Linked DNA regions of Homo sapiens: region 1 is linked to region 2. A link is a loop called in an ENCODE intact Hi-C map of the cell type or tissue named here. Cell type or tissue: A673. All regions are shown on one strand. Links, peaks and the distances in the headings refer to the core of each region. The heading gives the core; the rest is flanking DNA. Region 1 overlaps TENM2 (teneurin transmembrane protein 2). Region 2 overlaps TENM2 (teneurin transmembrane protein 2).

What was found. Hi-C counts contacts between places; a loop is a spot of excess contacts. Peaks named below come from ENCODE experiments on the same cell type or tissue, not always from the same donor. Only the 100,000 strongest peaks of a DNase experiment are listed, where the experiment ranks them.
Region 1: it touches region 2 in a loop (7-fold over the local background); 1 of 110 quality-filtered maps calls a loop at or near these places.

Annotation. Positions count from the first base shown.
Region 1 is chr5:167,769,446-167,781,399 of GRCh38, reverse strand. All of the region lies in intron 4 of TENM2 (teneurin transmembrane protein 2), which reads right to left. Among named protein-coding and RNA genes, the nearest start is that of TENM2-AS4, 120 kb to the right of the region's middle. In A673, for the core only: no CTCF peak of the experiment used is centred there; a DNase peak (open chromatin) is centred at 7,289; H3K27ac peaks cover 3,531 bases.
Region 2 is chr5:167,891,823-167,903,776 of GRCh38, reverse strand. All of the region lies in intron 5 of TENM2 (teneurin transmembrane protein 2), which reads right to left. Among named protein-coding and RNA genes, the nearest start is that of TENM2-AS3, 56 kb to the left of the region's middle. In A673, for the core only: a CTCF peak has its summit at 7,236; DNase peaks (open chromatin) are centred at 7,286, 8,016, 8,636 and 9,206; H3K27ac peaks cover 4,898 bases.

The sequences.
Region 1 (11,954 bases), core at 4,701-9,700, 120 kb after region 2:
TAATATTTTTTCTTTGTATTAACACATTTTGCTCCAATAAAGGTATTTGGAAATTTTGCATCACTATTTTGTAACATGGAATTTACAAGACCTTGTCTCTATGTCTTAGGGCCTAGGCTGGAGTGCAGTGTTGCAATCATAGCTTCCTGCAAATTTGACCACCCAGGCTTAAGCCATCCTTTTACCTCAGCCTCCCAAGTAGCTGTAACTACAGGTGCATGCCACCACACCCAGCTAACATGTGCATTTTTTGTAAAGATGGTGGTTCACCATGTTGCCCAGACTGGTCTTGAACTCCTGAGCTTAAATGATCCTCCCACCTCAGCCCCCCAAAGTGCTTGGATTACAAGCGTGAGCCACCGCAGCAGGCCTGTAACATAGGGACATTTTAAGTGCTATTTGTGATATAAATAGAAGGTAACAGCAAGAACAAATAATAAAAATGTCAAAAAAACAAATAAATAAGTGGAAACAAAAGTGTTGACAAATTCTTACAAAAATACTATTGCCAGTGTGTTATGTAAGTGTAGTTGGGTCTCAGTATTTGCAGTAATTATGTTTTACAATGTCAGCAAGGGTGAACACTGAATTAGAGAATACTGAATCATTGCTCCTAGAGGAAACACAGAGTTAGGTGCCTGTGAGTCTCTGGGCACAACATTTTTATCAATTAATTATTACATAGCTTTGTTGTATGTGAGCTTCTGTTTAAAGACACCATATTTAATATGCAATGCTGATTCATTAACAGTGAACTCATGGCCAGCAGCACTGCAACTCAGGCCTGAACGAAACTCATCCAACACATGTATTTCCTCTGTAAGGCACATCATGGCTTTCTTGTGCTTAGGATCACCAGACAGCACTCAAGCAATATGCTCAGGGGCCATTTTAAACAGCAAAATCACCAACAAAAAGTACACAAATGTGGGAAAAATGGCACTAAATAGGCCGTGAAAGGACACTTGTTTACGATATGAGAGCTGACACAATAAGGCAGAGTGTTGCCTTGTTTGGCTCCAGCTGGGACTGTGCACGTTGGGCAACTCAAGATTTTTACCGCTCTGTGCATGCCTGCAAATGACTGTGAGAGCACTGCGGGTTTTGATTTCAGGTTACAAATAAATTTAAGTGAGTTGGCAAATTAGCAAGTAGGGGATCCAAGAATCACAAGGATCGACTGTTATGAAGTAAGACATGCTAGGATCAAATAGAGGCTTTCTCCTTGACAAAGTAAGAAGAGCTGATAGAGTGTAATCAGTGAAAAACATTTGTGCTGTGTGATTCAGTGCTTCTTAATGCCAAGTGTGTAAACCACCTAGAGTCACCCGGAGTGTCACCAGTGTTGTTTATTCCATGCTTTGGGAACTTCTCCCTTCTCTCTACAAATTTGGGATATTTAAGATTTGCCATGAGGCAACTGGAACTTGATCGTGGCCTTATTAGAACATTTGGTACATTGAAAAATGGCTCAACACTGTTCGTGGCCAAATGTAACAGTGGCTGTGTTTCCTTCCTCCCTCCCCACTACCCAGCTCCAGCTGGTTGTAGCCTTCTCTAAAGTTGTGCTGGGAACAGGACAGAATTTGTCAGCAGTATCCATAGGAGATGATTGCAATGCCAGGGCTTATCTAAAATGTTACAGAAAGCCTTTCTCTCTGAGACTTGTTTGTTCTGGTATGTTACTTGATTCAAACACGAAGAGGGGAGCCACTGACTGATACATATCCTAAAACTCAGTTATTTAAGTAGTTTTGCCTTAGATAATGTGATTCTAAGTTAGTGAGTGCCAAGACTACAAACGAAGGACAGACCCTAATAAAGTCATGTGTATAGGACAATATGAAGTAACATGTTCTCATTTCTCACCCCACGTAATTTTGTGAAATTTTAGACACCATAGAAGTGCATTTTGGGATCTCACAATGAATGGTCAAGGTGACTGAGGATCCTCCACCACTCCTCTCACCTAACCCCATTGAAATCTAGAGAGGTTCTTGGTTGGTAGGACAATAAATATATCTTCTAATACTATCTCTGTTGTTTGGTTGCTTCTTGGTTGCAGTCGCTAAAGACTTTTTGTCAATGGAGGCTGGAGTAATGAACAGCCTGTGATGGGTCCCTGTTGCCCAACACACTAGGCCTAAAATACCTTTGTGGCTGTTGGGAAAGGTCTTCACATTAGTCCCTACTTACAACATGCAGCACAAAACACCCTCCAGGAAGGAGGCAGAGCTACCGCTCACCACTGCTGGCCCGCTTGGTGTTTTAGAGGTTGTGTGCTGAGAATACTTTTCTTTTCACTTTATGTTTAGAATGAAAAGTTTCTTCCTTCCACCTCATTGCCATCATGATGTTCTGTACCACAATAAAGGACTCTAAAGAAACTCTGAACTCTGGGTGACAGCCTGATATGCGTTAATGCTGCTTACACCATTAGCCAAGGGCTAAGTAGAGAGCAAGTCAGATCAGACGTTGACAACTGGCAAGGTAAGATCTTACCATTATAGAAGGCATCCTGATGAAGTAAGATAGTTTTCAGATTGCTTCCCCAAACTAAATCTTGTGCAGTCACACACACACACATGACTTTCAAAGAAAGGCATCATAAGCCTATTCTACATTTTCACCCAGATTAAGTATCCCATTTTGTAGTTATCATTTTAATTCCTTTTGTAGGAAAAATTGTGCTATACTGCTAACAATGATAAATTTTGCTGTTGACTATATACTATTGTGCTTATTCCTAGGGAAAAAAACCCAAGTGTTTTCTTCGTGAGACTGTGGGAAATCATTCTTATAAGGATTAAAGGACTATATGAAATTCAATTTTCTATCCCCTCCCACTAACACTCTTGCTGAAACCCTATTTTCTCACAACCATATGACTCTAGCAGGTACCGAGTTACTCTCCAGTTACAGGTTTACAATCCCTGTGCATACCACTGTCAGATAATCTCCTTTAAGCCATGCTCTGTATTTGTCCTGTTCAACACTCTGTAATGGCTCAGTGCCCAACACACTAGACCTAAAATACTTTTGTTGCTGTCAAGAAAGGTCTTCATATTAGTTCCTACCCTACTTGGCCAAACTTTTTCTTCTTTCAGAACACTTCTCCTCCACATAAATGGCTCTTGTTGGTTTCAGCAGAATCCATGCATCCATGATGTGGATTCATATCTCAGGGTTTTCTTTCCTCCCACCTCTTCAAATCTTCTTTAGCTCACCAAGCTTTCTCTTTTTACTGTAGCCTACAAGGAGACTACCTTGATGGATCCCTTGCAGCAGGGGCCAGCACATTTTTTCTATAAAAGGCTAGATAGCAAATATTTTACCCTTTGCAGTCCATGTGGTGCAACTACTCAACTCTGTCCACTGTGGCAGCAAGGAAGCAGCCAGGACCAGCCAAGAAATGAATGGCAGGGCTATGTTCCAAGAAAACATTATTTACAAAAACAGGCAACTGGTGGTTAGATGGCTCATGGACTATAATTTTCCAACCCCTATCCCACAGAATTCGGACAAGCACACACATGCTGTTACTTAATAATTTACTTACTTGCATTTTTTTTTCTGTGAATGACATGAAGAGCTAAGCTTTGGCTCACTGTTTAGAAATTAAGCCCCTTTTCTGACATAAGAAAAATAATACTAAACAAGACCTAGCTAACATATAAGCACTTAACATATCACATGCTCTTCTAAGATTTTTATGTGCTTTATTTGATCTTCACAACAACCCTGGCTGTTAGGCACTGTTACTGTTATCTCTATTTTGCAGTTATACAAACGGGGACACTATAGAGAATTTCAAGGGAACTTTCTCAAAATCACACATGTAAAACGTGCCAGGGCTGAGATTCAAGGCCAGGGAACCCAAATACAAAGAGAGCATTGCTAACAAATATGTCGTACCACCTCCCAAACACTGATTGGATCAAATAGCACAGTGCTAGGCACATTACATCTTTTATTTCTAATACTTATTTATTAAAAAATAAATTAATTAAATGAATAATTTGCTTTTGAAAGTATACTTATTCATTGTATGAATTTAAATAATATAGGAAAAGAGAAAAAGAATACAAATCCATCATAATTTCCCCTTCCAGAGATAAGCACTATCAACATTGAGATTCCATTCTTTCCATCACTGTCTTCTCTCTCCTTTGCTAATATACACACCCAAAGCTGCCTCAGTGGACTTTCATTTGGTTGACTTAGATTAGCTCACACTCTCTGTCTCCTCTGTAAAACATATAAACATATGCATAGCATGCAGCTTGTAGGCCAGTCTTTAATAACCCTCCCCCTTCTACTCCTGTAAATTGTGTTTATTCTCAAACTTATTTATGCCAGTTTTGTTTTAATCTAATTTCACAATTCAGTTAAATATAGCATGAACTCATAAAATAGTGTAAAAACAAAGTGTTTTCTTAAGTTCAGTCTTTTGAAAAACATTCAATGCATGCAAATTGCTACAAACAATGCTGTCAAATTAGGTATGGATACAACTGGAAAAAAATGATGGGGAACATGTAAACATCTAGAAGGAGTCAGGATTCAGACTTCTTTGTAAGCCTTTTAATTTCTTGCTCTATTTTAAAGAACCGAAATAGAAAATCATAGATGCTGCCTAATGGGAGTGGTTTATGCAAGAAAGAAACAATCCCACACTCAAAGAGAAAGGTTGGCCCTGCCCCTTAAGATCAGTGTAGCATAAGGTTAATGAAAAATATATATATATATATATATATAGATACATATATATGGTTTTTTTTTTTTTTTTTTTTTTTTTTTTTTTTTCAGACAGGGTCTCATCTGCTGCCCAAGCTGGAGTGCAGTGGTGCGACCATGGCTAACTGCAGCCTTGACCTCCCAGGCCCAAGCAATCTTCCCACTTCAGACCCCAAGTAGCTGGGACTACAGGCATACGCCACCACGCTCAGCTAATTTTTGTATTTTTGTAGAGATGGGGTCTCGCCTTGCTGCCCAGGCTGGTCTCGAACTCCTGGACTCAAGCAATCCACCTGCCTTGGCCTCCCAAAGCGCTGGGATTACAGGCATGAGCCACCATGCCTGGCCTATTTTTCTATATTTAAGTTAAAACATTTGATATATATAGTCTGAATTTTATGACTCCTTGCTTTACTTTTTTAGTCCAACCATCACTTGATTTAGTCATATAGGATAAGAATGCTTCTCTTCTGTGTGTGTGTGTGTGTGTGTGTGTGTGTGGATTTTTTTTTCCTTTCACAGGACCACAATCATAATTCATATATTATTTTGTAAGCTTCTTTCACTTAACAATATATTTAGGAATTCTTTTTAATGCCATTAAATATTCTTCACAAATATTTATTCCTCCAAATTATTTTAATTGTAGATGTCATATTTAACCAACCCTCTTTGTTTTACATTTAGAATTTCCCATCTCTGCTCTTGAAAATGGTTCAAAATAATATTTATTTACTCAATAAACAGTCACTGAGCACCTATGTAGCTGCCAGTCACCATGATACAATTAACATTCATTTAAACATAATTTTGCACACTGTTTCTCTGGATAAATTCCTAGAAATAAACCTGCTGGGTCTAAGGTAACAGAATTTTAAACTACATCTGACTACACTGCATTGTATTCACTTGTATATGCCTGTTTCTCTCCCAGTCTCTGAGAATAGGGACCATGTCTTGTTTATTTTTTTTTTAATCCGAGAACACTGAACACAGAATGTGCCCAGAGTAGGTACTCAGAAAATGTTTATTGAATCTTGAATAATGAACAGTCCTTGACTGAAGTACTTATTTACTAGAATTACAGATTTTTTTCCTAAACACTTCTAGTAAAGTCAATTAAAAATTATAACTGGTGTTTGTCACAGAAGGCAGAATAAGAGTCAACACCCAAAAGTGAGTCCTGCTTTTGTCAGGAAGCTGAGGGCCCCAGTTAAACCTAGTTCTGCATTACCAGCAGTTTGGAGACTTATTTATCTGTACAAAATCTCATGATATTTTTTTCCAACTGTGATGGGAAATTCTTAAGAGAGAAATTCCATCCGACAAGGGCCACACAACCTGGTTTCCTCCTGCTTACTGGTTTCAAGGTGGTCTTGTAAGACCTCACACCCTGGCCAGGCACAGTGGCTCATGCCTGTAATCCCAGCACTTTGGGAGGCCGAGGCGGGCAGATCACCTGAGGTTGGGAGTTCCAGACCAGCCTGGCCAACATGGAGAAACCCCGTCTCTACTAAAAATACAAAATTAGCTGGGTGTGGTGGTGCACGCCTGTAATCCAGCAACTTGAGAGGCTGAGTCAGGAGAACTGCTTGAACTCGGGAGGTGGAGGTTGCGGTGAGCCGAGATTGCGCCATTGCACTCCAGCCTGGGCAACAAGAGTGAAACTCCATCTCAAAAACAATAAAAATAAAAAAAAATCTCACACCCAAATAAGCCCCAGTGCATACCTTGGACAACTTGCAAATTGGGCAACACTCACTGTCTTAACAGATGCACTGGGGGGAAACTATCATGGACATAGACAGTTTTAAGGATATGTTTTGAGAATTATTTCAGAGAAACCCATGGGCATGGGGACTCAGGCTTGCTGCTGACAGTCCTCGAAATTCCTACTCATCCACCATTATGCACAGAATCCACTGGTATGGCATTTCTGAGACTTTTGTCATCCCCTCTTGACCTAGTGATTGGATATTACCTATAGTTTCTTCTCATTAACTTGGAATTCTCAAATTCCATTTAATAAACCATCTTAGGCAACCCAGGGGTATCCATGTATGAATTAAATGGATGTTCATCTATTAGATATTTGTGTACCTTTTCTAGAGCTGACTATAAGAAAGACTCTCCCTAATGTAGCTGTTGAGATGATACATGGTGAGATGAAAAGGATAGTCCGATTAGCACCTGGGTCAATGCATCCACGTCTAGGTCTAAAGAAGACCATGGAGTAAGGGTAGGTGGCCAGATCCTTGGACTAATTTGGCAATGCAAGTAAACTCTAAGGGGTGTTAACTGTGATCTTGAGCATTGTCAGATAGATAGGCATACATCATATTTTATCTCAAGAAGCTGCCTTCAGGATATTTCATCCACCTGAATTAACTCCACCTGAGAATTAATTTTCCTTCCTTCCTTCCTTCCTTCCTTCCTTCCTTCCTTCCTCCCTCCCTCCCTTCCTCCTTCCCTCCCTCCCTTCTTTCCTTCCTTCCTTCCTCCCTCCCTCCCTCCCTCCCTTTTATTATTGAGATGACAATTGTTTCTGGTTGGCAGCTGGAGCAGCTCTTTCTTGCAGCAATGTAAGAACCAAGCTTTTGCTGTTGGCATGTGGGTCACCTGCATCTTCTAGGCATGCCCTTATATTAGTTAATTTGTTAGCTTGCTTGAATCACAGTCGAGAACCCTTCAGCTTTGGTTTGCAGCAATAAATTCAACTGACAGCTGAAATTTGGAACGCTCACTTAATATTGATTCTGAATGTAATAACAAGCGACATGACCTTTTGCATGGTGTAAAATATGGCCGCCACAACATCTGTGCCACAGTTCTTGCTGTTTAGTAATATGCTGTAACAGCATGGAGCTGGCATTAAAGCTAAGCTTTATTATCAAGCAGATCACTCCATCTCTCTGGCTTCATTTAAAAAAAAAATGCTTTCAGCTTCTGGAGCCGAAATCTTGTCTAATACTCCTTGCCATTTTCAGGACCTAATTTACCCTGCAATAAGAGAGAGAATGATATCTGATGACCAAATAGCAGGACAGGAAAGAACAACAAGGGTAAGAAAGGCCACCCAACACCCCAAATTCCAAGAGACTTGAAAATGACACAATTATCCATGACAGTGGCAGGGACACTAAGAATTCTCAATTGTAACCTCAGAAAATATCTATGAAGTTGATGTCATTTGGTGATTCCTACAAGATAGGAAAATATATTTTCTTTTCTCAGCCACCTCCCACCCCATAACAAAAACGATGATTACCAGTGGTACTTGCCCTAATGCCTGAGCATCATTCTAATTTAGCATCGCCCTAGGAAATACTAAACTAATTTTGCTAGGATGGATACAGGGATGTTTGCATCTGATTTACTCTCACTGTTTTTCTTTGAAGTCTTGATATCTTTAAAACATTCTCCAAGTAGGCAGAACATCAATTTGTGCACTTTAAAAAATCCAATTTAAGCAGGTTAAAAATTGTCAAAATAGTCTAACCATATTTCTCAAACAGAATTTTCAACCATGGAGCACACACACACACAAATGCTAAACTTGAAAGCATTCTATCATTTCAATATATTCCATGGCTCAGATTGGCTCTTGCTTGGTGAGCAGTGAGAATTTAAATCTCTTTATCACAAGAGACAGATCTTGAGTCTGAAACAATATAGCATCTTTTTTCACTGCTCTGATATTTTGACTCTGTTTGGTTGAGCCATTTCTGGAGGGTACAAGTACAAAGTTTTAAATCCTATTTCTCTGGAGGAAAGAAAAGAATTAAATCATATTTAGGAAGTCTCCTTCCGTGTAAAATATACTTCCAAAATAAAAGACCTGTCAGTAGTTTCAAGGAGGTTAAACATATGGAAAACTGAGAATGGTTTTATTTGTTCTTCTGGTTAACAGAATACTGATTCTATTTAACATGCAAGCCTGGCTATTATAGGTGCTTAAACTTGGCATGGTGACAATCTATATGAAGCAAACTATTAATAGGGTGCTTTTTGTATTATAAACTGCAAAAAAAAAAAAGTGGGTCTGATACTTGGTAAGTGTTTTATTCAAAGAAAATGTCGGGCCTGGTATGTAATTGAAAACGTCAGACTTCAAAGTCCTAACATAAAATGAGAGAAGTTGGCCTGTACCCTTTCCCCAGGGAAACCTAGGAGAATGCCCACTGGGATAACTTCCACAATGAATAGAGAGCCATGCTGCCTAAAAAAGCTAATCAAGCCATAAGTGTGATGTCCTGACAGTGATACATTGGTCAGAGAAAAAAGCTCACCCAACTGACATGCTTTTAGGTAGATTTCCAAAACTGACCTGTAGCTTTCACCCATAATCTCTGCCACTTTTCTCCATTAAATTCCAGCAATTATTATAATATTTTTGATATATTATTTTCTCAAGTGGTATTCATCTTAGGAAAGTTCAGAAATACTGAAGACCACTCCTAAATTCCAGGGAACACATATTAATTTATAAAGACCAAGTTTACTATTCATGCAGAATCATGTGGGTAAAATGTGATTGGATTCTTTTATTGACAGCAGCCCACAACAGATGGCTGAAATGCCACTTTCATTTCAGGAAGAAAGGAAGCTTTCACAGAAGAAAAGGAAGCCTGGAGTTGCAAGGTAAGATCATCCTTAATTATAAGTCCCAGGTACTGTATGGCCACCATATTTATATAATTAGAAAGCGCATTTCAAACTAGGGCATTCAGATACGTAGTTCACCCTCAACAGCAAAACACACATGGCGCTAGGTTAGAGGGTCTGTGAAGGGGAGCTGGAACCAGCGAATCAAAAACATTTCAGCTTTAAGATGAGTTTTTGGCTCTGAGTTTAGAATGAATCAATCCTTAAACTTGGCAAGCAATAATTAATTCCAGCAGTGTATCACTCATCTGTGTAATGGCTGCCCCCTCAAATAGAGATCTTCTAAAACTCTCCCTGGTGAAATTAGCGAAGCCATCAGATGCAGCCATATGTTCAAAGCTCAGAGAGGATTGGTCATGAGACTGTTGCCTATGAATTGAGATGTTAACTGCCCAACAAAATTTTAGTAGCGTAGGATGAGAGCCATAGAATTGTTTCAATTGTTACCAAGAATGCAAAGGAGCAAACAAGCAAAAACAAAATAACAAACAAAACCCTACTCTTCTTCAAACATTTAAATCTACTATTTTTCCTTCCTTTTTGAATTGGTACTTGACTTGTTCTCTAAGATACTGGGGTAGCTTTGTTGCTAGCACCTACTGAGTCCAACGGAAAAGATAAAATGACTAGAAAAAAAGTGAACACACAGACAAGGTAAACAGGCATGAACTGGATTATTCCAACATCCTCTGCTGAGGTAGGATTCAAAACTAATCTGATTATATGAATATTAGGATCCACTAAGTATCTTTCTGCAGCAATTACCAAGCTTTTACACATAAAAGAGGGCATTTTCTTTAGTGCTGGGCTAATCTATCAAGTGTTTAGCTTCAGACTAAAAGTTGAGAGAGAGAGAGAGAGAGTGACCGATTGAAGTAGCCTTATAATGTAGTGATGTTGCTCTCTTTTTCTCTCTTCTCTCTCCCCTCTCCTTTCTTCTTTTATTCTCTTCTTTCTTCTCTTCATATTAAATCTCAGGTTATTTTTATTCCTTGAGTGCATTGAAACATTTTCTGATACACAATTTTTGCCTCCTTTAAATTCTAATTTTGGGCTTTACAACTTGGAACCTGCCAAGAAAGCTGTACTATCCTCTCTCAGCCATGGTCCTCCCCAGTGGGACCAACAGCCCTCAAACCCTCATTTTAAGCCCCCCTCTGAGTCTTAGAGACCCAGGATTCAGTGTACAGATAACCAAAGCTGTTCAGAAGTTTACTGTGTTGTATCCCGTTTACTCTTCCAGAAGTTAGATTTCTTTTTAATGAAAAGCAAACCAATGGCAGACTTACGTAACAGACCCTACAGGAAGACCACATTGACACTGGATAATAATGCTGTGAGTCAAAACTCCATAAAAATTTTAGGCATGCATCTTACAGACGAAGTGCAACGTGGTGGTTACAAGAGCAAGTTCTGGTTCAAATCCCACATCTGCCACTTCCTAAGTAAGGAATGAAGTTAGTTTACCACTTTTGCTTAAACATTGGAAAACGAATATCAGTAGTACCTATTATTGCACTAAGGTTGGTATAAAAAGTCAAGACAAAGCTCCTAACATTGCTTAGGTGGACTGGTTCTTATCGCTTCTCCAGAATCACTTTGGACCTTGCTTTCCTTGGCTGCAGCCATCCGTAACTTCTCCTTGTTCCCCACTTGTCTAACTTGCCACCTGTCTAACTTGCCATAGAGTCATGTATATCCTGCTTTCCTTGTCTGGAATACTCATTCTTAATCACTAAGCCTTTGCTGTTCTGCCCAATTGATTCCCACGACTACATCACTCCCTCTTCCAATCCTTTGAATGGATTCTCCATGAGGTAGGGGCTGTGCCTACCTTTGTTCATCATTCTTTCCACAGCCAGGACTGGAGAGCTTGACACATAGTAAGAACTCAACAAATATTAGTGCTATCCTGATGCAATGTGTTAGGTCCTTGGAGCACATGTTGGGAAAATAAACTTCTGGCAGATGGGATCACTAGACACTGGGAAGACAGAAAGTAGCTTTGAATTTCCCATGTGAACATTCTAGCCATACAATTGTGAATTTAGTGAACAACAAACTCTGTCTTTACTGGGGAAAAAAAAACTAGCAAACTTCAGGTTTAGACCCACACCAAGCTCTAATAATCCCACAGGCATCCTGGGTTCACTGGCCATTGTCTTGAAAGCCATCCCTCAATGGACACAATCCTTGTATTCATAGGCAATAGCCTGGGTATTACTATTCAAGTTTGATCATTTCTCTGCAAGTCCAGTGACTAAATACATATTTTAATTGAGCCCAGGAGTGTTGATTTGCAGACATAGTATAGAAAAAAAATCACAGGAAAAATGGGAAGTTGAAGGAGCCTTTTACCTTTGAATGGAATACGATACTTACAAAACACCAATAACAATTTTCTACTGGGGAAAAGCCTGCGGCAAGAATAACCAGTTTAGTTTTTAAGTGGCAACTGGACAGAAAAACAAGAAAACAAAACTGCCATAGTAAGCCAGGTAAGGTAGTTTAACTGGATAAAATCTAATGCAATTGGTTTTCTGTGATGTTAA
Region 2 (11,954 bases), core at 4,696-9,695:
AGAAGGTCTAAGGTTGGGATTCTCCATTTCTGAGAAACTCCCAGATGCTGCTGATGCTGCTGGTGTGACATCCACCTACTATTCTGTCTCCTTTCAAACTCCTCTCATCTGCCTGGTTACACTGGAGCTGCACACATTTTCTCCTAGTTCCTCAACACAACCAAGAACTTTCCTGCTTCTTGTCTTAGATCCTTTTCCCTGCTGTTTCCTTGACCTGAAAATAGCCCTTCCACCCTCCACCCCCACCCCAGCCACCCAAACCTTGTCACATGGGTGACCGAAATTTCACTTTTCAGTTTCAGCTAAGAAGTCACCTCAAAAGCCTTTTTTTCCTCCATTCTACCTGAGTAGGCGGCTTCATGTGATTGTCTAGCTCAGCACCCTGTCTCTTTCTGGCATCGCTCTCACATTGGTAATCATTATATTTTTATTACTCCAAAATCTTAAATTTCACTTTAGAAGAGAAGCTTCGTGAGCTTAGAGGCCACATCTTTCTTGGGTACTCTTGAGCTCACAATGCTTATAACAGTGCTGGCTTGGGGTAGGTGTACAATTATTATTAGCTGAATGGATGCACCATCCAGCCAAATATAAGATTTACTCTTTTCTTGCATGAAGGCATCTTTTATATATATGTTTTCTAGTTGTTTTTGAAATGTTATTGAATATTGACAAATTATAATTGTACATATTCATGGGGTACAAAGTGATGCTATGATATATGTATACAATATGAAATGATTGAGTCAAGCTAATTAATGTATCCATCATCTCAAATACTTATCATTTATGGTAGATTTACTTAAAGTGCAACAAAACGTTCATGGGAATCACTACCATTTGAACTGCCTTTTCCTTAGGCTGTCAAAGCTGTTTTTCCCAGGAGTACAGAATAATATGTAAAAATGCCAGATTTGTTTTCCTGTTCAGAACAAATACAGCCAACCTAAATGTCCTGCTCCTTTTATATAAAGTGGGGGAGTACAAAAGCAAACTGTCACACACGATCACTTTCCAGGCAGAGCTGAAGTATTGCAATATGAAAACAGGTTCCCCTTCATAAGATACAGAGAGTGACAAAACATTTAAGTGACATCGGGTCTCATTCTCGATGAGTCGGCTGCCATAACACTTTATTTATACAACTCATTCCATTTCTCCCAGGAGTTTTACAACCGTCTTATCAGTTTTCCTCCTGAGGAGGTAACTCCATAGGACGGATTAATCCTCTTAGGCTGGGGCAGCCCCAGGAAGTGAGTTAGGAAGTGAGTTATGTTATCTGTGTCGCGGAGGCAGAAGCTAGGGGCCGAGGAGGCTGGATTGGCCTTGAATCTGATCTTGAGAAGAGTAAGGTAATTAAAACGACAAGGCAACCAACTGCACCAATGACAGAAGCAGAGTTCTTTTCTCCAGCCAGCCTTCCAGATTCCAACCCCAGTCCACACCTTGAGAAGACAGTTTCCAAATCCTTTATAACAGTTGTCGAGCACTTTTTACACTTTGCTTTGAGTGTTTAGATTTACTGAGGGTGAAAGTCTGGTATCTTTCATACTCACTGCAGCTTCTTGGGACAGAGGGTACATGCCCATGCACCCCACCCCACTCCCCACTCCACTCTCATGCACAAACACCCAGAACCTGCTCCTAAAAATCTGTTGCATGTTGGCAGAATTCCACTTAGCCTAACCCAAGATGGCCTCAAGAAATGGAAGGGGATTTGCTCCTCAAAATGAGCCTGCATAAAATGTGCAAAGGATAGGACGATTACTTAGGATATGGGAAAACAGACTCGCTCATACACCGTTGCTTTCTATGCTAATATCACATTTTGTTGGCAACATATAAAGTTATAAAAAGATTAATTGCCTGCGATCTTATATTTCTACCTCTACAATTTTATTATAAGGAAATAAGTATAGATATGCAAATAAATTCTTATATAAAGAGGATCTATTTAGTATTTTACATAACAAAAAATTGAAGCAACAAAAATGCCTGTCAAAAGGGGGTAGATTTTTAAAAATTGCGATGTGCCAGCATGATGGAAGAACATTAATACGGTGCTCTAGCATAATATTTAAAAACATACTATAATATCAATAACTATTATTTACCAAGCAATTATGACTGTACCAGGTGTGGTGCTAGGCCCATTCAATGCACTAATTTATTCCTTCTCACAATAATGTTATGAGATGTTATGAGTATTGCTCCTACTTGACAGATTAAGAACTGCTAGTTAAGTGTTGGAGTCTGGTTTCCAATCCAGGCAGACTGACTTCAGAACCCAAACTCTAGACCACAGTGTCACTGCGTGCTGGTTCATGGTGCTGTATGTTTCCATATGATAGAAGTGTCCTTAGGTAATAGCTCAGCCTGGTATTTGAAAACTGTAAAAATATGTAATGATCTAGAATTAGGTAATACCTATTATATAATTCTATACCACAAATCATAAATATGATTTTTTTCATCCTTACATCAACATTTATTGAGTATCTACCATGTGCTAGGAACCGTGGTAGGTGCTAACAATTCAGTCAGGACCTATTAAGATAAACTGAAAAAGCGTGTGAGAAAGAGAAAGAAAGAGAAAGAGAAAAGGAAGTTATATATCAAAAGGGTAACAGTGATCATCTCTGGGTGTTCAATTTTGGGTGGTTTTCATTGTCTTCTTAAATTGCACATGCATATTCCAATTATTCTGTCGTGTTCTTAGAATGTAGGAAAAAACATATCTAATTCATGTTATTAATGAAAAAAAATTCAAGGAATTAAAAGGCACACATATTCCAAAAAAGACATCTCAGGCCTTTTTTACATTCCTGTCCCCCACCCCGCAGGACTCCTCAGGAGTACATCCAGTCCTGTCAATCTCCCACAGAAAAGTCCCCCAGGTGGTCACTGCTGTCTCCTCTCAAGGCCTCAATCCCACCTCACCCCCCCACCCCAATCACTCCAGTCTTCCTGCTTCCTGAGCCTTCAATCAAGACAGGACACGCCAGGCTGACTGAAGGCTTGACCTATTTCAGACAGTCTTTCTCTGCCACGGTCATAACTAGGTGGTTATTAACCAACGCAGTGATTAACAAGAAAATTAGCCGTTTGAAAACAAGGCCAATCCTCCAGTCCTTCCACTTCAAAAACTAATCTGCATCAGCCTCATCTATCCAGGCTCATTTTCGATGAATTCTCACAGCCAACTTTCACTTCCAAACATGAGAAATGATGTTTTAAAAACCTTGGGCTTATAAATCATTACCCCCACTCCCAACTTTTATTTGGATCATCAGAGCAGCCCTAATGGGAACACATATACAAACAGAGAGGTCCTCATGCCAAGCCTGGAAAAGTTTCTTCTCTTGCCTGCTGGGAATATCATTTAACCTCTCAGTACCGTAATTTCCACCTTCATGATACACAGATAATAATTCCTCCCCCACATAACTGACGGTGGTTTCATGTATGGAAAGTGCTTTGATAATTTTTTTTTTAATTGCAAGAGAAGTCCCAATGCTGTTTCATAGCTCACCAGCTTCTCTCATCTAAGGGCTTCCTAATGCACCAAAGGGAAAACGTTTGCCTCAGTGCAATGTTTCCGGAGAAAGATATCATTCCTTTCCTTTCCAAAACCCCCCCCCCCTTTTTTTTTTTTTTTTTTTTTTAGTGGGTTGAGGGCACAGACAGAAAGATACTGTAAGAAACGGCATGAGATCTAAGCATTTCAGGTGTGAAATGAATTTTTCCTGGCATCATCCAGAATGTGCTCTGAGCTGCCACACTAACTAACTGAGGTTAGGGTAGAATAAAAGCCTTAAATTGAGAACGTCTTTGCGTGAGTGGATTTAAACAAGACCTTTCAAATTAATTTAACATACTTGCTTTTATTTCTCTTTGTTCAGATGTCAACTTTTTGTAAGAGTCGGATGCCGTTCTTTCGCTCCATCCTAATGGGCACTTGGTCATGTGCCCAGCAACATTCACTCCAGAAAGGGAATCTGCTTCCTGTGCAATAGAACTCTGTCTGGAACAACCAGGGAGATGTTTTCATCCACATGGACAGAGATTTCCGGCACCTACTGGTTTTCCCACCCACACTGAGTGTTGCCCTCTAAATGAGTCACTCTGGTTTCCACAGAGAGGTCAGGTGTCTCTCGGGAGCTGGACTTCCTGAATTCACTCCACCACGTTTTATCTGTGTAACCTTGTGCAGGGTACCTAAAATCTCTGTTACCTCATCTGCAAAATGGGGATACCTAATACTTGGAGAGTTGTTGTTGAATTAACGCAAGGCACTTGGCCAGGAGCGTGGCACACGATAAATCCATTGTGAACACCAATTATTATTATTATTGTTATTATTACTATGCTATCATGATGACTTTGCAAGCTTTCTTCTTGCCTGAAATATCTCACCCTCCTTGCCTGTCTTTGGCGTTTGGTATTGCTGGCAATTGACCTTTCCTGCACCCATCCCCCAACCTACTCTTTCTTTAGCTTTGATAATGCGACATTAACGTGACTCTTCTCCTAACTCTTGCCCCTTTTGCTTTCTTCTTCTCTTTCTATTTTTTCCCCTGCACATGCAGGCATTATTGGAGGTTCGGTCCTCTTTCTCCTCTTTTCTCTTTTCAGCAAATGCTCTTCTTTCAGTAATGGAATTCTTGTCACAGGCTTTAAAAATGCAAAATCTCTCTCAGTGTTTCTCATTGTCTCTTCTTCCCCCTCCCTTCATTCCTCTCTATCTTCTCTTCCCTTCCATTCTTTTCTTCCCTCTTGCCTCTCTTCCCTGAAATCCAGACCCAAAGTTTCAGCTGTCTGTTGGATATGACCATCGAGCCAATCCACGCCTTTTCAGATTCAAATTTATTTCCCATCCCCCGCTCAAACGAAGATCTCCTTCCCTCCCAATCCCCATTCTTGCTTTTCCTAAGAAGGGCTCATCACACTAGCCATGCTCAAGAACTCAAAGCTATCTTTGACTCCTCCTTCTCATTTCCCTCCACATTCATCCAGCCTATGGCTCTCTACCTTCTTTCCTGATGAAGTCCCTGGCAACTCCTATACCCAGTGACTTAGCCTTAGGCAAGGTTCTCCTTAATGCTGAGAGCCTGGTTTAGGTCTTGCAGTAATCAACTAAATATCTGTACATCTCCAGTCTCTCTCCCCCAGCTCCTCTTACACTTGCTTCCATATGAACTCTTTCTCAAGAGCATCTGGGCAGCTTTTAAACACTGTGGTGTCCAGGCTGCTGCCTGGCCCTATTACATCAGAGTTTCTGGGTTGGCATCCCGGCATTTACATTGTTTCAAACTCCTGAGGTGATTCCAGTGACTGGCCTAGGCTGCCAATTTAAGCTTAAAGGGATAGCTAAGCAAGTCCAAGCTACTAGATCAGTGCTTCTCAGACGTTAGCATATATTAGACTCATTGGAAAGCTGGTTAAACCACAGCTTTATGGGCCCCACCCCTAGAATTTCCAATTCCCTAGGTCCAGGGAAAGGAGAGAGGTAGAGTGCTGAGGACTTGCATTTCTAACTAGTTTCCAGGAGCTGGTGATGTTGTTTGTCTGTGAGGACCAAAATTTGAGAACCATAGCAGTAAATTATTCTCTCTATTGGCAACATCCAAAGGTGGTTTATGGAGAGGAAAACCACATTTCATTAGGTTTGAGTAAACTAAGGAGTCCTAAGCAATGCTATAGCAAAGGGCTCTTCAATGACAAACCCAGATCAGCAGGAGGTAGGGGGAAGTCATGTCTTCTGTGTGCAAATCTCTTGCCTCTCCAATCACTTTGCCCACCACGAAGGGGCTGGAGTTCATGCTGCTTCCAATGTTTAAGGTAGTACCCGGTGCCCAGCAGATGCAAAAAAAAAAAAAAAAAAAACAATTTACTACGGATTACCCAACTGAAATTCCCAGGCTCATAAACTTAGTTCTCTGTTTCGTTCTCTCCATACCATCCTACCTATATCTACCTACTTAGCTATCAATCTATATATCTATATATCTGTATATCTTTCTTCTAAAATAAGGACCCTTTGACAAACCTGAGGCAGCCCTCACAAATGAGGCAAAGACTGTGGGTGCCAATGAGACTATGGCTGGAATATCCCATTACTGGGAAAAATGCGGTTTCTCTTCCTTCATTTCATTTAGATTTTAAAGGTAATTGTGACCTGGCAGGCAGATAAGTCTGTATTCAACATCTCCTGACAGGGATCATTGTAAATAGCATCCTTTATTCTCCAGGGTGTATAGCAAGAAAGGAAGATGATGAATACAAGCTGGAATGGGGTTTATAAATCTTTTTAAGACCTGATTTTTTCCTACTTTTTCTAAGCATCTGTGTTACAACCAGCTCTTTAGCTAATATTGTTTTTGTGCCAAAAAGAAAAGTTTACCAGGGCTGTCTTGATTGTGAGCACTTTATAATTACAAGAGAAGGACAAGTCTCTGAATTCTGAGCAGGAGGGAAAAAAAAAAGGTACCAGTTCAGCTAATGGCACAAATGAGACTTAAGAGCCAAATGAAAGAGTAGAAATAGTGCGGGTCCTCATTGCTTGCTAAATTGGAGGAAAAATCCTACAAAGCTAAACTAAACCAGCTCATCAGTCAGCCCTTACTCATATTCTAAAAGTGTGGATTAATCAGGAAGCGAGGGGAGAATGGAACAGGGCTTCTGCCTCCCATTCTTTGATGCGTGATAGAATGATGAGCCTCACATTATAAGCCTTTCTGCCATCGTAGACCAACCGAGTTAAGCTCATTTCGGGTGGTTATAAAGATTCATGCAGCAATTATTTAGAGGCTTGCACATGCACTCTTTAATCAGGCTGGGGAAACGCACATGCTAGCTATTTTCTGGACGTTTTAGCAACGAGGAAAAAGCAAGCGTGATTCTAAAGGCAATTCCTCTCTAACAGCTTTCGGAGTTTCCACTTCCCAGCTTCTATCCTGGCACTCTTTGAGGTGACTAAGAGAACCATCTGTAAAAATATCCATAAAGGTATTGCGAGGTTGATAATGGCACCTGCTTTGCTTCCCATCTTTGACTCTTTTACCAGAGTTATCATAAATGGAGTGACCTTTCCCTCTTTGCTGTTCCAGGACTTCTTCCTATGTCTCCGTGCTTTTTAATAAGGGCACATTTCCACCTTTGTATTGGATTTTAGATTGTAAATGTTTTATTTCTCTTCCTAGAGGACAGATTCAGTGTTTCAATCCTCTTTGTACCGCCCTCATCAGCCAGTAGGGTTGCAAAGTTATTTATGAAAGGAATGCATGCCTGAAGAATGGTTGGAAGCCACATGTCTCAACCATGAGTTCTCTTAAACATTGCTCTGACTTTTGTGTATAATCCACGGAAGGCAGACAAGGGCCTTCACAGCCAGATTCCAGCCTCAATCCAGTCATTCCCCTCTGCTAACCTAAATCTGGACACATCTGTGTGCTAGTCTTTCCTTTAGCTATTCAAGCTTTCCCCAAAGGCCCCATGTTTTCTCGTCTCTCCAAGCCTTTGCACTTGCTGCTGGCATTTCCTAAAATCCTCCACCCCAGCTGACTACTGATCATGATTAGGATGCCAATCAGGTGCCATCTCTGTGGGAAGGCTTTCCCCAGTCCCAGCTCTAGCCCAGGTGGGGAGGGCCGCGATGTGCCATGCTGGCACTGGGTCGACATCTATCAGACTGCCTGACCTGCTGACTCACAACCATCTGTTTGCTTTTGTTCTTCTTAAAGCTTCATCCACCTCATGCTGCCATTAACTAGACTAAAGTACCCTTAAGGCCAAGTACCTGGTCTTAGTTATCTCAGATTTCCTGTATGTTGCATAACGTCTATAACAGTAGATGCTCAATAAACATTTGTGGAATTGAAATGAATTGTTGAGCTCCCTGTTATCTAGTTCTCTGCATTAACAAAGGCAGTATAAACTAATTGAAAAAGTCTTCAGCTTCTTAAGCTTCTAATAACATTATTGCAAAGATCATTAAACAGGAATCGCAGGGCTTTAAGTCAATGGTTCTCAAAATGTGGGCCCCAGGCCAGAGAAACAGGCATCACCTGGGAGCCTGCTAGAAATGCAAATTTTTGGATCCCAACTCAGACATAGTGAATTAAATAAATCTGGCATAGGGTCCAGGAGTTTGTATTTTATAAGCTTTGTATGTATTTGAGAGTGAGAACCTCTGTTTTAATTAATTAGAAGTAATATTTTGCGAAGTAGTACATAGCAGTGAGAAGATCAAAGCCATTGGAATCAAGCAGCAATGGTTCAAATCGTAGCTGCTGTGCTTGATTTGATGGTTACATGCATTTGGTCAAGTTAGCTAAACTCTGTGAGGCTCATTTCCTTCATTAATGAAAGGACGAGAACCAAAGCAAGTGACAAACTTAAAATGCCTAGTACAGTGCCTAGGGCACAGAAAATGCTCAGCAGATGGTGGTTCCTACTTTATTGTTTCCCAAAATGTATGCCATCAAAGATTAGTCTCAAAAGTACTCTGAGAAAGAAGAAGGAAGGAGAGGAGGAAGAGGAGAAGAGGAGGAGGGGGAGAGGAAGAGGAGGAGGGAGAGGAGGAGGAAAAATGCTCTCTGGTCAAATAACTTTGAGAAGTAAAGCCTCTATTCTAATAGAAAGTCTCAGTTCACATAAACATGTTAAAGGCCCTGAGAAGTTTTACGACTCTGTTTTTCTTAAGCTTTGTTTAATTCAGTCTTTTCTAAGTTTTCCGTCCTCCCTGCCTCCCTCCCTCCCTCCCTCCCTTCCTTCCTTCCTTCCCTCCTTCCTTCCTTCCTTCCTTCCTTCCTTCCTTCCTTCCTTCCTTCCTTCCTTCCTTCCTTCCTTCCTTCTTTCCAGGGTGAGTAGAAGAGGCAACCTCTTAGCTTCTAGTAAGTTACGAGAATAAAACAAAAGAAACATTTTCACCTTTGTTTTGAGTTTTTGGTTGTTTGCTTTTTAATTGGAGTTTGGGAAGAAGAAAAACCTCAGTAATTTTTAAGTTAAATATACAATAGTAACATTAAATATTTGCAAAATATGCACAATAATTTGTCAACCATCCAACAGATATTTATGGAGTGCATACTAAGTGCAGGGCACTGTTGGGTGTTGAGGATACTGAAAGGGAGGAGGGGAACAAATTTGGATGGGGCAGGGGTATCCAAGGAATGATATTTGAGTATAGTGAATGACCATACCAGCCATGGAAAGATAGGGGGAAAGATTCTGGGCAGATGGAACAGGAAGTACAAGGCTGTCAGAGGAAAGAGTTTGGATGTTTCCAAAGAATGCAAAGAAGTCTAGTCACAGAGTGGGGAGAGAAAAGGAGAATGGAAGGAGCTGAAGTTATGAATGTTAGCCTGTGGCCAAATCACATCACACTAGCCACAATAAACGATCTGGGTTTTATTCTAAGGGCAATGAAAAAACATTTTATTAAACGTGCTGGTTTGGCCTGATTGTTAGGTATGAGAACCTTGCCCTATACTCTGTATCTTCACTGGTAATACCCAGAAACTTCAAAGACCAAAAGAGGGAAGTATTTTTTCTCCATTCATCATCTATCCATCCATCCATCCATCCATCCATCATCTGTGATTTTTGATGTGCCAGGAATGGTGCTTACTGGGTAACAAAGATACAAAGATAAATAAGAAAGCTTCTGCCCTCAAGGAATTGATCGTCTATTAAACTTCTTGAACTGTGAAAGAGGTTTGGTAGATGCATAAATGATTATGCTGCCGCATTGGACTACCTTGCTATATTTTTCTAGGACTCATTATTCATAATGGGACTGTATCTTTGGATGGAAAAACGACTGCAGTATTTTTATTACTGACTACATAAAATGCATGATTTTACCGTATTCAAGAGCACGTTAGGCATAATTGCTTGGATCTTAAATTTGTATGAAGCGCAGGAACTAGGGTAATAAGAAATCAAGGCTGACACACCAAACTTAGTTCCTCTGTCACCCATAAGACCTAATCTTGCTTAAGGGTGCATCCCATACTTGAATGATTGTCCTACTATGTAGTTTTAAAAGCGTTTGGAAATTATCTCTTCTTTATTTCATTAAGCAACATTCTTTCTCCCTCTAACACGTTCTTGAAATGCCTCTTACTAAAAAAAAAAAAACAACAAAAAAACCTTTTTTGTTTGTTTCCTGTGGCAACGGAAAAAAAGAAAATACAAGAAAATACTAGCAACGAAGCATATGCCAAGGTAATTTAAGAGTTGTGATAAGCCAAAAGGAAAAGATAAACAGCCCCCAGAAACTCACAGAGTTAAAGAGGTTGTTCCTTTTTAAAGAAGTCTAATTGGACACAGCAGGGGTCTTGATACGTGCGCCTCGTTGTTTTATGAGAGGAATTTTCTACTACAATATAGGAAGTTAAAGTCTGCTCAACTTGTCTGACGCTGATTTGCTCACATCTGTCATCCAACCTTGAACTGGTCTGACCAATTTTGGAGGGAGTAAGACCATGGAAATATGCATATTTAAACCCAGAACATGAAGGATGTGAATTGTTTTTAATGGTCTACCAACTCTTTGGCCTGAATAGCTATGGAGTTACCATCCTGTCTGAAATTTCCCTTATTTATCACAGACAGGAATTTCTGAGCAGCCCAAACCCAGTTACTTACAGGAGGTGCCGATGAAGAATAAAAAGACCTCAGGACAAGAAGAAACCTAGCCAAAAGGTAATACTCTCCCTCCACATTGCCGCCAGCAAAATCTCAGAGTTAATGTCAGTCATAATGAGTTAATCAGGACAAAGGTTCTGAGTTCTGTGGGGAAGAGTGCTGATTCCACTGTTCATGTGGGATGTTATTGCTATTAATAAACAATCATGATAACTTGCATGTCCACTTCTCATTGTGCAATGGAGAGGTATTTTTTTCCACACATTATCTTGAAGTATAATTATCTCTGTGTTATAAATGGTGAAACTAAAACACAGAGAAGTTAATTAAAGAACTTGCCCAGGGTAACAATAGTCCAAATGGGGAAGGGAATAAGGCATAGACTTTGGAGCTCTTAAGAGAGGGTTTTTGCAGAACTATAATCGAGGCAAAATGAGGGCATGGGCTTCCAACTTTTCCCCAAGCCTACTAAGTACACACTTTTCAAGCTGCTTTGCTAAGCTTGACCTCTGAAACTTATGTGGTTTTGAAAATGGAAACACTCCTATCCCTAAGCAGCTGCACAGTGGATTCTGGATGGCATATGCCATGCCATTCTGTGTAAGCTCTCCCCTCATGATCTATGCTTTGCTATACACCTTGACAATGAAGAGTGCTACATTTTTGGTTCTCCACCCAAGAGAGGAAAACCACTCCTCTGCCTAGAGGCCCTGTTAAAGTTTGGTTGCATTGTAACATGGGAATGTTTCTTAGAAGACTGACCTAATTTGATTCAGGTTGTGCAAAACTTACTACTCTAGGCCTGCATATGAGTTGGGCACATATCTTCCATGTATTTATAAGGAACTGTATTTGACTTATAAGAACCTATGTGCTACAGATCATCCATTCTGGAAAATAATTTTTTCAAGTTTAATTTTCCTGGAATTAGAAGCTTTATGAATAATGTGTACGTTTAATGTAGCACTTCTCTTTTCTTCTCATGAAATGTTGTAATTCAGTCCATAATGTGCTTACAATGCTATATTACAATCAAGAATATGTTATATCACAAGCTCCTTTCAAGTACTTGCAGCATCTGACAACAGAATACAATAAAATATAAATAGAGTTTGCTTAGCATAGGAAATTTCACTTTGTAAAAGTTGGAATCTTTTCCAAAGCAAGCTACAACTCAATCAAGTCCAGGAAGTCTCTGGGTTATTCTGGAAAAGAGGATCTCATGCTGAGCCTGTGCTGCTGTGAGGAAGTGGGCAAGTCAAGGCCAGCAAGGTCTCAGAACTCATCAGTGTCAAACAGAA